3 separate regions of the Homo sapiens genome follow, and all the other regions are linked to region 2. A link is a contact called in ENCODE Hi-C or POLR2A ChIA-PET data. All regions are on one chromosome and are shown on one strand. Each heading gives the region's core, a stretch centred on a gene start or an enhancer-like site at or near the end of the contact. The rest is flanking DNA. Distances are from core to core; before and after follow the strand shown. Region 1 overlaps PLOD1 (procollagen-lysine,2-oxoglutarate 5-dioxygenase 1). Region 2 holds the start of AGTRAP (angiotensin II receptor associated protein). Region 3 has its middle 22 kb from the start of RNU5E-1.

The links. A loop is a pair of places that touch in the nucleus more often than their neighbours do. ChIA-PET counts read pairs that join two places held with the same protein, here RNA polymerase II (POLR2A). Pooled maps may share reads with other maps.
Region 1: a pooled map shows a loop between it and region 2 (2.8-fold over the local background). The contact joins the enhancer-like site here to the promoter of AGTRAP in region 2. A Hi-C loop is called at or near these places in 5 of 50 pooled maps. POLR2A ChIA-PET finds 5 or more read pairs at or near these places in 2 of 52 experiments (HEK293 and HEK293T).
Region 3: a loop to region 2 is called in a map of gastrocnemius medialis, with 4 times the contacts of the local background. The contact joins the enhancer-like site here to the promoter of AGTRAP in region 2. A Hi-C loop is called at or near these places in 2 of 168 maps with a recorded cell type or tissue (PC-9 and gastrocnemius medialis) and 4 of 50 pooled maps. POLR2A ChIA-PET finds 5 or more read pairs at or near these places in 3 of 52 experiments (AG04450, GM10248 and naive thymus-derived CD8-positive, alpha-beta T cell).

The regions. Positions count from the first base shown.
Region 1 is chr1:11,965,647-11,968,832 of GRCh38, forward strand. PLOD1 (procollagen-lysine,2-oxoglutarate 5-dioxygenase 1) reads left to right here. Exons shown (of 19, transcript NM_000302.4): 15 at 605-670; 16 at 1,341-1,445. Among named protein-coding and RNA genes, the nearest start is that of MFN2, 13 kb to the right of the region's middle. RefSeq lists enhancers at 771-1,271, 1,272-1,772. Within about 2 kb of position 1,492, at least 2 of the 41 ENCODE cell types and tissues checked have a DNase peak (open chromatin) inside an H3K27ac peak, as active enhancers do.
Region 2 is chr1:11,734,491-11,737,585 of GRCh38, forward strand. AGTRAP (angiotensin II receptor associated protein) reads left to right here and starts at 1,646. Exons shown (of 5, transcript NM_020350.5): 1 at 1,646-1,745. The coding sequence starts at 1,719.
Region 3 is chr1:11,884,256-11,887,603 of GRCh38, forward strand. No RefSeq gene overlaps it. Among named protein-coding and RNA genes, the nearest start is that of RNU5E-1, 22 kb to the right of the region's middle. RefSeq lists an enhancer at 1,216-3,348. Within about 2 kb of position 1,758, at least 5 of the 41 ENCODE cell types and tissues checked have a DNase peak (open chromatin) inside an H3K27ac peak, as active enhancers do; they include gastrocnemius medialis, where a contact is called at or near this core.

The sequences.
Region 1 (3,186 bases), core at 242-2,741, 230 kb after region 2:
GCAGTCGGAGGGACTTCCCTCTCAGAGTCTTACAACAGCCAGGACCCCTGTAGGCCACCTGCCACCCTCCCTTCACCCCAGGAGGCTATAGGGCAGGATTTGGGTAGGGAGAGAAGGGTGTCCAGAGAGGCAACACCATCTATTGGAGGAGGGACCAGGACTCAAGAGGCCTGGGTTTGTGGCCTAGATCTGCCATCATCTGGGACTTAGTTGAGCCTTCCAGCTTTGGGGACCTTAGTTATCTTAGCTCCAAAATGGGTATACTGTCCCAGCCTGTCTTACCCATGAGGGTGTTGTGATGATCAGAAGGGGAGACAGTTGTAACTGTTTCTAGACGTTGGGAGCTCACAGCTGATGGGTGTAAGCACATGCCTGCACACAGACATATACACACAAGCACACACATGTACATACATGTGCAAACACCACCTCCTATGGGCACACCTGTGCACCCAGACAACACACACGCACCCAGTGGGTGCAGGTGAACACCTGCCTCTGTCAAGCACGTACACCTTCACTCCCACTTTGAGGGGTCTGCTCTGAGCATCCCTGGCAGTTGAGCCAATGGTGAGGACCCTAGCCTGCTTCCCACTTCCCACAGGACTGGAAGGAGAAGTACATCCACCAGAACTACACCAAAGCCCTGGCAGGGAAGCTGGTGGAGACGGTAAGGGCCATGGACACCCTCTTGGACCAGCCTTGCCTGCTGCAGGGGGCAGGGCACAGAAGGGAAACTGCTTGCCCTGGGGAGTGGGGGACAGCAGGATGGGAGTTGGGGGTGGAGGGATGGGAGTTGGGGGGCGGCAGGATGGGAGTTGGGGGTGGCGGGATGGGAATGGGGGGGCGGCGGGATGGGAGTGGGGGGTGGTGGGATGGGGGTGGGGGGAGGCAGGATGGCCCCTCTACCTGTTGGCACTTTCCTGCTGGAGGCTGTGGGAGTCTGCAGGGCCTCTCTACCTGGCCCAGGCAGGAAGGAGGAAAACATCCTGGATGTGATGGCCACTGTGGCCCACCATGCCTGGACCACTTCGGGGAGTGGCTGCTTCTCTCCACTCACTAATGTCTGCTTCCCCCGAGCCTGGGGCCTCTGCCCCCTCCCTCCCTCCATGCCCATGTTTCTGTCTGACCTTGGCGCTGGTAGCTCTGTGACCTCGGCTGGGAAAGTCTGTCTCTGGGCTCTGCCTCCTCCTCCCCACTCAGTCTCTCCAGGATTGACAAGGCCCTGCTCCCCGGGGACACTGGGAGGGCTCCCTGGCTTGGGTGTGTGGCCCTGAAGAGGAAGGAGGATTCTGTGGTGCCACTGTGGACCCCCTTGACTGAGTCCCTGCCCTCCCCAGCCCTGCCCGGATGTCTATTGGTTCCCCATCTTCACGGAGGTGGCCTGTGATGAGCTGGTGGAGGAGATGGAGCACTTTGGCCAGTGGTCTCTGGGCAACAACAAGGTGGGACCCTGATGCCTGGGCTGGGGCCGCAGGGAGGCTGCCTCTCCATCAGTGCCGCTCACTGTCTGGGGTCTTCTGGCAAGCTGGCCTGGCCACCCTTTCTGGGACTCTTGACATAGGGGTGCTGGCATGGGTATCTGCAGGCAGGTAGGAGTAGAGGGATTGAGAAACCTGAGATGGAGTTTGGTCCCTGAGCTGCTGTTGCCACCGTGTGGCTTTGAGTTGCCTTGACCGTAAGCTACTAGGTTTTCAGTTCCTGGTTTGCTATTGGAATGGCTTAGCTTGGTTCCCTAGACTTCCCCCAGGTGGAGCTGGGGAGGAAAGGGCCAAGGTGGGATGAGGGGCATTAGGAAGGGCTGTCGGGTCCAAGTTCATCAGACAGCAGGAGCAGGTGGCCTGCTGAGGGTGCTAGGCCCTGTGTTCTCTCCGTGAGAATCCCAACACCTGTTCCTGTCCTGGAAAGTTCAGGTACCATTTTTTTTTTTCTTTTCATGTGTGTGTGTGTGTATATATATATATATATAAAAAGAAATATATATAGATTTTATTTATATATATATATATATATTTTTTTTAAATAATAGAGACGGGGTCTGGCTGTGTTGCCCAGGCTGGTTGTGAACCAGGCACAATTTCATTTTATTTATTTTAATTAATTAATTAATTAATTAATTTAGAGACCGAGTCTCACTCTGTCGCCCAGGCTGGAGTACAGTGGCGCAATCTTGGCTCATTGCAACCTCTGCCTCCCAGGTTCAAGAGATTCTCATGCCTCAGCTTGCCGAGTAGCTGGGATTATAGACGTGTGCCACCACGCCCAGCTAATCTTTGTATTCTTTATTTATTTAATTGTGTGTGTGTAAATTTTTTTTTTTTTTTTAAGGCAGTGTCTCGTTCTGTCACCTAGGCTGGAGTGCAGTGGCATGATCTCAGCTCACTGCAACCTTCCTTTCCCAAGTTCAAGCAGTTTTCTTGCCTCAGCCTCTCCAGTAGCTGGGACTACAGGCGTGTGCCACCATCCCTGGCTAATTTTTGTATTTTTAGTAGACACTGGGTTTCACCATGTTGGCCAGGCTGGTCTCAAACTCCTGGCCTCAGGTAAGCTACCCACCTCGGCCTCCCAAATTGCTGGGATTACAGGCGTGAGCCACCGTGTCTGGCCTAAGGCACCTTTTTATTTTATTTATTTTTTTTATTTTAATGATCCCAGAACATTTATTTCCATAGGATTTTGATAAAAGAGCACAATCTTGAATAAAAATACACCACTGTACTTAAAGGCAACATTACCTACTAAGCAAACTCTGTCCTTAGCCCTTTCACAGAAGAGAAACTGCAGAAAGGAATTTTTCGTCTCCTGACAGTTTTACAACATTCATATCTCCTATGTACTTCAAGCCCCAACCCACCTCTGATTTTCTTTTTTCTTTTTTTTTTTTTTGAATGGAGTCTCGCTGTGTCGCCCAGGCTGGAGTGCAGTGGCGCCATCTCAGCTCACTGCAACCTCCGCCTCCCAGGTTCAAGCAGTTCTCTTGCCTCAGCCTCCCGAGTAGCTGGGATTACAGGCGCCTGCCACCATGCCCGACTAATTTTTGTATATTTAGTAGAGATGGGTTTCACCATTTTGGTCAGGCTGGTCTCGAACTCCTGACCTCATGTTGTGATCCACCTGCCTCAGCCTCCCAAAGTGGTGGGATTACAGGCATGAGCCACCGCACCGGGCACCCCACCTCTCATTTTC
Region 2 (3,095 bases), core at 396-2,895:
CTAGACTGGGGGGATCTGTGCCTCCTAAGAGGGCATTAAGTTAGGCCTATGGGCCCTGCAGCCCTGCAAAACTCTCCTCATCCATCCAGAGAAACCCTTTCTTTGCATCTGGAGAGACTATGGGTCTTGGTATTATCTAAGGACTCACCCAGGCAGTTTTGTAGGTTCCCACCTGGTTTCCCCCACCCTAGGAATAAGACCAAGTGCTCAGGTGTACCCTGAAGGTTTCCATACCTAGGTGACACTAAACAAAAGCTGGTGTTCTCTAAAGGAAAGTTGATGTTAGGAAGGGACCTGGAGGTAGAGCGGATTAATGTTCTTGTTGCGGTGGGGGGATGTGGTGGTCAACAATCTTTAAGGGAGGTGCCAGGTGAGGCAGGAGACAGCCCTTTCTTTCCTCATGTACAATTGGGGGAGGAATTTCTTATGGTTTTTCAGCTAGAGTTTTCTAAAACTTTTGGTATGCTGATTAAAGTGGGCTCCCACCAATTTGGCTCCTCAGGTGTTGCTTTTTGTTTGTTTGTTTTTCCCAGACAAGGTCTCACCCTGTCGTCCAGGCTGGAGTGTAGTGGCGTGATCTCGGCTCACTGCAGCCTCCCCGGTTCAAGCAATTCTCGTGCCTCAGCCTCCTGAGTAGCTGGGACTGCAGGTGCACACCACCATGCCCTGCTAATTTTGGTATTTTTAGTAGAGACGGGGTTTCACCATGTTGGCCAGGCTGGTCTCGAACTACTGAGTTCAGGTGATCCACCCTCCTTGGCCTCCCAAAGTGCTGGGATAACAGGGGTGAGCCACTGCGCCCAGCCTCATCTTGTGTTGGTAATAACAATAGCTTGTGTGTCCTGCCCATTTACTAAGTGCCGGGCACTGTTCTCTCCTAGAACAAACCGTAGTTAGACTCCTCTGAGTCCTCATCTTGACTAGGCCTCGGCCTTGGACCTCTGTGTCTTCCTGTCCTTGCTGGGCCTGAGCCTGCATAATAAACCAGTTTCAGCAAGAGTCCTGCTAAGTTAGCAAGAACTCCCCCATCCTTGATGTCTCCTCCTAGGAATCTTCCATTCCTGCTCCCTCATTCTGCTCTGGCTATAAATCCCTCCTTGGTCCTTGTTGTATTCGGTGTTGAGCCCAAACTCTCACTCCATGGCAATAACCCTACAGCAAGTCTTGAACAGTACTGGTTTAACAACAGTCCCAATAACGTTTTCTTTAACAACAGCAGTTAGCTCATTTAATCCTCATAAGGATCATATGAGGTAGGTAGCCTAAATAGCCCATTTACACAGGGAAGTGGGAAGGAGAGAGGGTGCCCCCAAGGATGAGACACAAGCTGTTGCCACATCAGCACTTTGCGCCTGGACGGTCCCCCAGTTGTCCTGGCTGCAGGCAGTCCGAACAGTCCGCTTCCTGGAATATTAGCCAGGCAGGATACGCCCTGGGCGACAGAAACTCCAACTTTCGCCAGCGGCCCCCAAGTACTGCCTGGGCGGTGGCGGGAGTCTGGAGCTTGGCTGAAGGCGCGAGCTGCCGACGCCGTCTCCTAGCAACCAAGCGGCGGTCACGTGACCCGCTCCAGCCCGTTTCACGTGGTCTTGAGCTGCGCTGGGGTTGGAGTGGCCGCAACGGGCGGGGCGGGGCGGGGCCGGGCAAGTTTGTTCCCCGAGTTCGGAGCCTAGGAGCCCCCCGCGGCTGCGGCGCAGGTGCCCTCGGCCTGAGTCGGGATGGAGCTGCCTGCTGTGAACCTGAAGGTGGCGACGGGCTGGGGGGAGGGTCCCCTTTGCGGGAGGAAGTGGGACATTTGCATTTTCCCGGAAGGTGGGAGGAAGGACCGGAGTTTTGGGGAAAGAGGGATGGTAGGGAGGAAGGGAAGGTACAGACCCCACGCAAGAAGGAGATGGGCAGGCAGGCCACAGCAGGGAGAGTGATCCAGGCACAGGCCAGCAGGGCGACACTGAGGGGCCGTGGGAGGTGGCAGCGGAGGGCAAGGGCCGCCCCCTCCCGGACTCAGACCCTCCCAGCGGGCAGCGCCGGTCCCAGCATTGCTGTTGCCTGCACGCCCAGAATTCCCCTGGAGGAGGAGGAAGGTGCGCGGGAGGGGCTTGTAGGCGGCTCACCTCCCCCGCGCGGGGTCAGGGACTGGGCTTGCCCCCCGGGTCCCAGCACCGTTTCAGGAGCCTCCTTGTTTGCTAAGTCGGGTTAAGGAAATCAGATGTTCCCAAGCAGTTGGTTTTATAAAGTTTACACATCCAGCGCCCTTATTTCATAATCAAGAAGCGCGAACTCCAACAGAAATTACTTAAAAGCAGAAAACCCCAACTTTGTGCACTGGGGAAAACACTGCAGGGCTTCCTGTGGTGTCTTCATTTCCCGAGCCGTGAGCTCAGTCCGGGTCTGGGTGCCAGCGGCTGTTCTTTTTCTCCCCGCCCAGCCCCGCCGCCCACGTGTCTGGGCTCCATTTGCATTAGAGGGGCTAGGGGCTGTAGTTTTGGTCAGGAAGGTGTGGACCTTGGACCAAACCGGCCATTTTGGGTCTTAGTGCAGCCTCCTTTGAGGCAATATCCAGGAATGTCCTCTTACTCATGAATGACAGAGCATTTAGCTCCCTGTTGGTGTCTGGGACTAAAGGAACCTGAGAAATAGATGGTTACAAAACAATGGCTTAATACACTTTATTATTACACAACATCTGTGCTATGACTTGCTATAGGCATGTTTCCCTTCTTAATCATACTTGCTTCAGCAAACCTTCCTGAAGCTTCCAGTCAAAGGTGGTGGGGAGACATGGCTGGAGCAAGGGAATGGGCTTGGATGGAACGTTCAGCTGGGAAGAAATTTACGTGACAGCAGCCGAGGCTTGTTGGTATCAATATGCACTCTATTCCAGGCAATGTGGGGTTAACACCAACTGCCTTTTCTCTGATGAGGGATTTGCTTAAAATAATTGCTGACAGAGGATCAGGTGAGGGCAGTGGGAGGGACAGAGCTCTAATTTATGGGCTTCTGTGGTGTGCCAGGTTATTTAATCAAGGCAGCCTTATGAGAAAGCTGATATGGTCATCTTTTTACAGATGAGCAAACTTCAGCTTAGACTGGGTAAA
Region 3 (3,348 bases), core at 508-3,007, 150 kb after region 2:
GGGACTACAGGCGCCCACCACCACGCCCGGCTAATTTTTCGTATTTTTAGTAGAGACGGGGTTTCACCGTGTTAGCCAGGATGGTCTCGATCTCCTGACCTTGTGATCCACCTGCCTCAGCCTCCCAAAGCACTGGGATTACAGGCGTGAGCCACTGCGCCGGGCCCTTTATTTTATTTTATTTTTTTTGAGAAAAAGTAACTCAAGTTTACTTTTCTCAAAAAGTAGTAGAAATCATGCCAGGCATGGCGGCTCACACCTGTAATCCCAGCACTTTGGGAAACTGAGGCCAGAGGATCGCGTGAGGCCAGGAGTTTGAGACCAGCCTGAGCAACATAGTGAAACCCCATCTCTAATAAAAAGACAAAAAATTAGCCGGACATGGTGGTGTGCACTTGTGGTCCCAGCTATTAGGAGACTGAGGCATGAGAATCGCTTAAACCGGGAGGCAGATGTTGTAGTGAGCTGAGATCATGCCACTGCATTCCAGTCTGGGTGACAGAGTGAGACTCTGTCTCAAAAAAAAAAAAAACAAAAACAAAAAACAAAAAACAAGAAAAACACACCCATATATGTATATACATATGATTCTATATATCCTGTATATATAGAAGAGGACGCACAATTAAAGGTAACTCCCTCCCATCGAACTCCCAGTCCCTCAGCTCCCACCTACTCCCCTCCCAGGCATCGCTGATCAATTTCTTATGCCTCCTTCATGAATTTTCCTCTACAGCACAAGCACATGCAATTTTTTTGCATATTTGTACTACTTAAATTATTAAGTTATTTAATTACTAAATTGTCTTAGAGATAATTCCATATGAACATATTTAGACCTAATAGCATAACCATGTAACATAAATTCCAAACCAGGATGCGTTGGTATGACATGGGTTGTGTTAAAAAGCCCCCCAATGGATGGATGTAAACCAGAACTGCCCCAGACAAATGTGTCTTAGCAGGAGCTGGGAGAGAGCCAGCCAAGCAAAGCTGATGCAGCCCCATTCAACTCAACACAGCTTTTCTGGGTGTGTTTTATTTTTATTTTTAATTTTTAATTTTTTAATTTAAAAAAATAGAAACGGAGTCTTGCCATGCTGCCCAGGCTGATCTCAAACTCCTGGACTCAAGCGATCCTCCCGCCTCGGCCTCCCAAAGTGCTGGGATTACAGGCATGAGCCACCGCACCCGTCTGAGTGTTTAACAAGCCTAAGCATGTGACAGTGGGACCTGGGGTAGGGAGGGTCAGGCTCTGAGCCCCCACAGGCACTGAGCCATCTCTACTCATATCCAGGAGACAGTATGGGGGTTCTGAGGGGAACAACTATGCCAGTTTTTGGGGAAACATGTTCATCATTTTCCTGAGCACTTCCCTCTACCTTTGCTACGGAAACCCCAGCTCACCCTCCGAGCCTGATTCAAGGCCCATCTGCTTGTCGGCTTTGGTCTCGGAGAGGTGCCACGGAGTCAGGCTAAAGAGCAGGGCAGGACAGGGGACCTGCTGGGGCTGACCGCTGAGCCACGGACAGCCCTGTGGGTGAGACCGGTGGACATTGTCCCCAAGCCCCATTCCAGCAGTGCACCCTCCCATGGTGTCATCCTTCTGGCCTCCTTTGGTAGACCAAGTCTCCTTTGCCCAGGTAGCCTGTCTGTGACAGCCACCTCCCTGCATTTCTAGGCCCCCATTGTCCAAGAGTGACCAGGGCACTTCCCTCTTGGTTTCCACCTCAACGAGGGCAACGTGTATCTCTGAGCCCCGGCTTTGTGCCAAGCACTGGAGTTACAACAGCAGGCAGATTCCATGGAGCTGATGTTCTGATGGGGAGCACCAGCACACAGCAAAAACGGTCCTACAAGAACAGATGGCAATAAGCCTGAGCCTAATGTCCTGGCCTGGGCAGGCCTCTCTAGGGAAGGGACATTTCCATTGTCTCACATTACATTGAGTAAGTGGGACTCAGCTGGGCGAGGAGGAGAGGGTGTGAACTTGGTGTGTTGGAAAACAGGAGAGATGGTCACGGGTCTAGGGCTTGGAGTGAGAGCTGGGCAGGGCTGGAATTTGTGGGGCCTTCTGGACGGTGATAAATTCAGACCCCATCCCAGGGCCATGAGCAGTCGCTAAGGGAATTTAAACAGGAGTGTGGGGACAGGATCAAATTTGCCACCCTCCCTCTCCAGGGAAAACACCTTGGGCTAAGAGGAAAGGCAAATGATGAAGCCTTGGACTCCAGGCCGGGGCCCTGAGAGGAGGGAGAGGGGTCGCCTCCATCTCCGAGCAGCGGGACTAAGAGCCCTTTGGCGCCTCACCCCAGGAAGTCGGCTCTGTAAGGACTTCCCCAGCTTCCTCTGAGGCCAGAGGAGGAGACAAAGAAAGAAAGTCTTGGGCTGGGCACAGTGGCTCACACCTGTAATCCCAGTACTTTGGGAGGCCAAGGCAGGCAGATCACTTGGGGTCAGGAGTTCGAGACCAGTCTGGCCAACATGGCGAAACCCCATCTCTACTAAAAAATCCAAAAAATTAGTGGGGTGTGGTGGCGCATGCCTATAATACCAACTACTCAGGAGGCTGAGGCAGAGAATCGCTTGAACCTGGGAGATGGGGGTTACAGTGAGCTGAGATCGTGCCACTGCACTCCAGCCTGGGAGACACAGCAAGACTCTGCCTAAAAAAAAAGAAAAAAAGAAAGTCTTGAGCTTCTCTGTCCCTGGGGGACAGCAGCCTAGGCCCATCTGGGCTGGGGATACCAGGCCCTTTCCTGGTTCATATTTCCCCCCATCCCGCCCTCAGCCTCCGGGAACACCAGCCTCCAAGCTGGCTGCTGCTTCTGCATCCCACCCCATGACGCACATCCAGAATGGAGCCAAAAGCATAAGAAGCCAAAAGGACAGTCAAAAAAGGAAGGCAGCCTGGAAGGGCAGCAGCACCGGGAACATGAGGCTCTGTCCGCTCGCCCTTGCGCTGGCTCAGTGCAGACGGGAAGCGGTTGGAGCCAGTTCCAGCATTCTGCAGGTGGGGCTGGCGGGGGGAGAGGTGCCCATGCCCACCGGCCATTGGGCGGTCCCATGCGCCCTGCAGGCTGACCTCATTGTCCAGAATTGTGAGCGTGCTTCCTGGGGTCACATTCCGTGCTGAAGAGCCCCTCTTCAAGGCCTCGGTTGGCGCCAATGTCTTTTTAGGAACCAAGCCTCTAATTTTAGTGTCCCAGCCTTGACACCTTCTCAAAATAGCTCCCTGTTTTCTCTTGTGTCCCTGGCCCTTCCTTGGAGAAGGTGAACCCCCTGCATCCCCGTGATCTGAGTTGGTGAGCACAGGTCCAAGGCCTTGTATGGGTTTGGGTGTAGGGA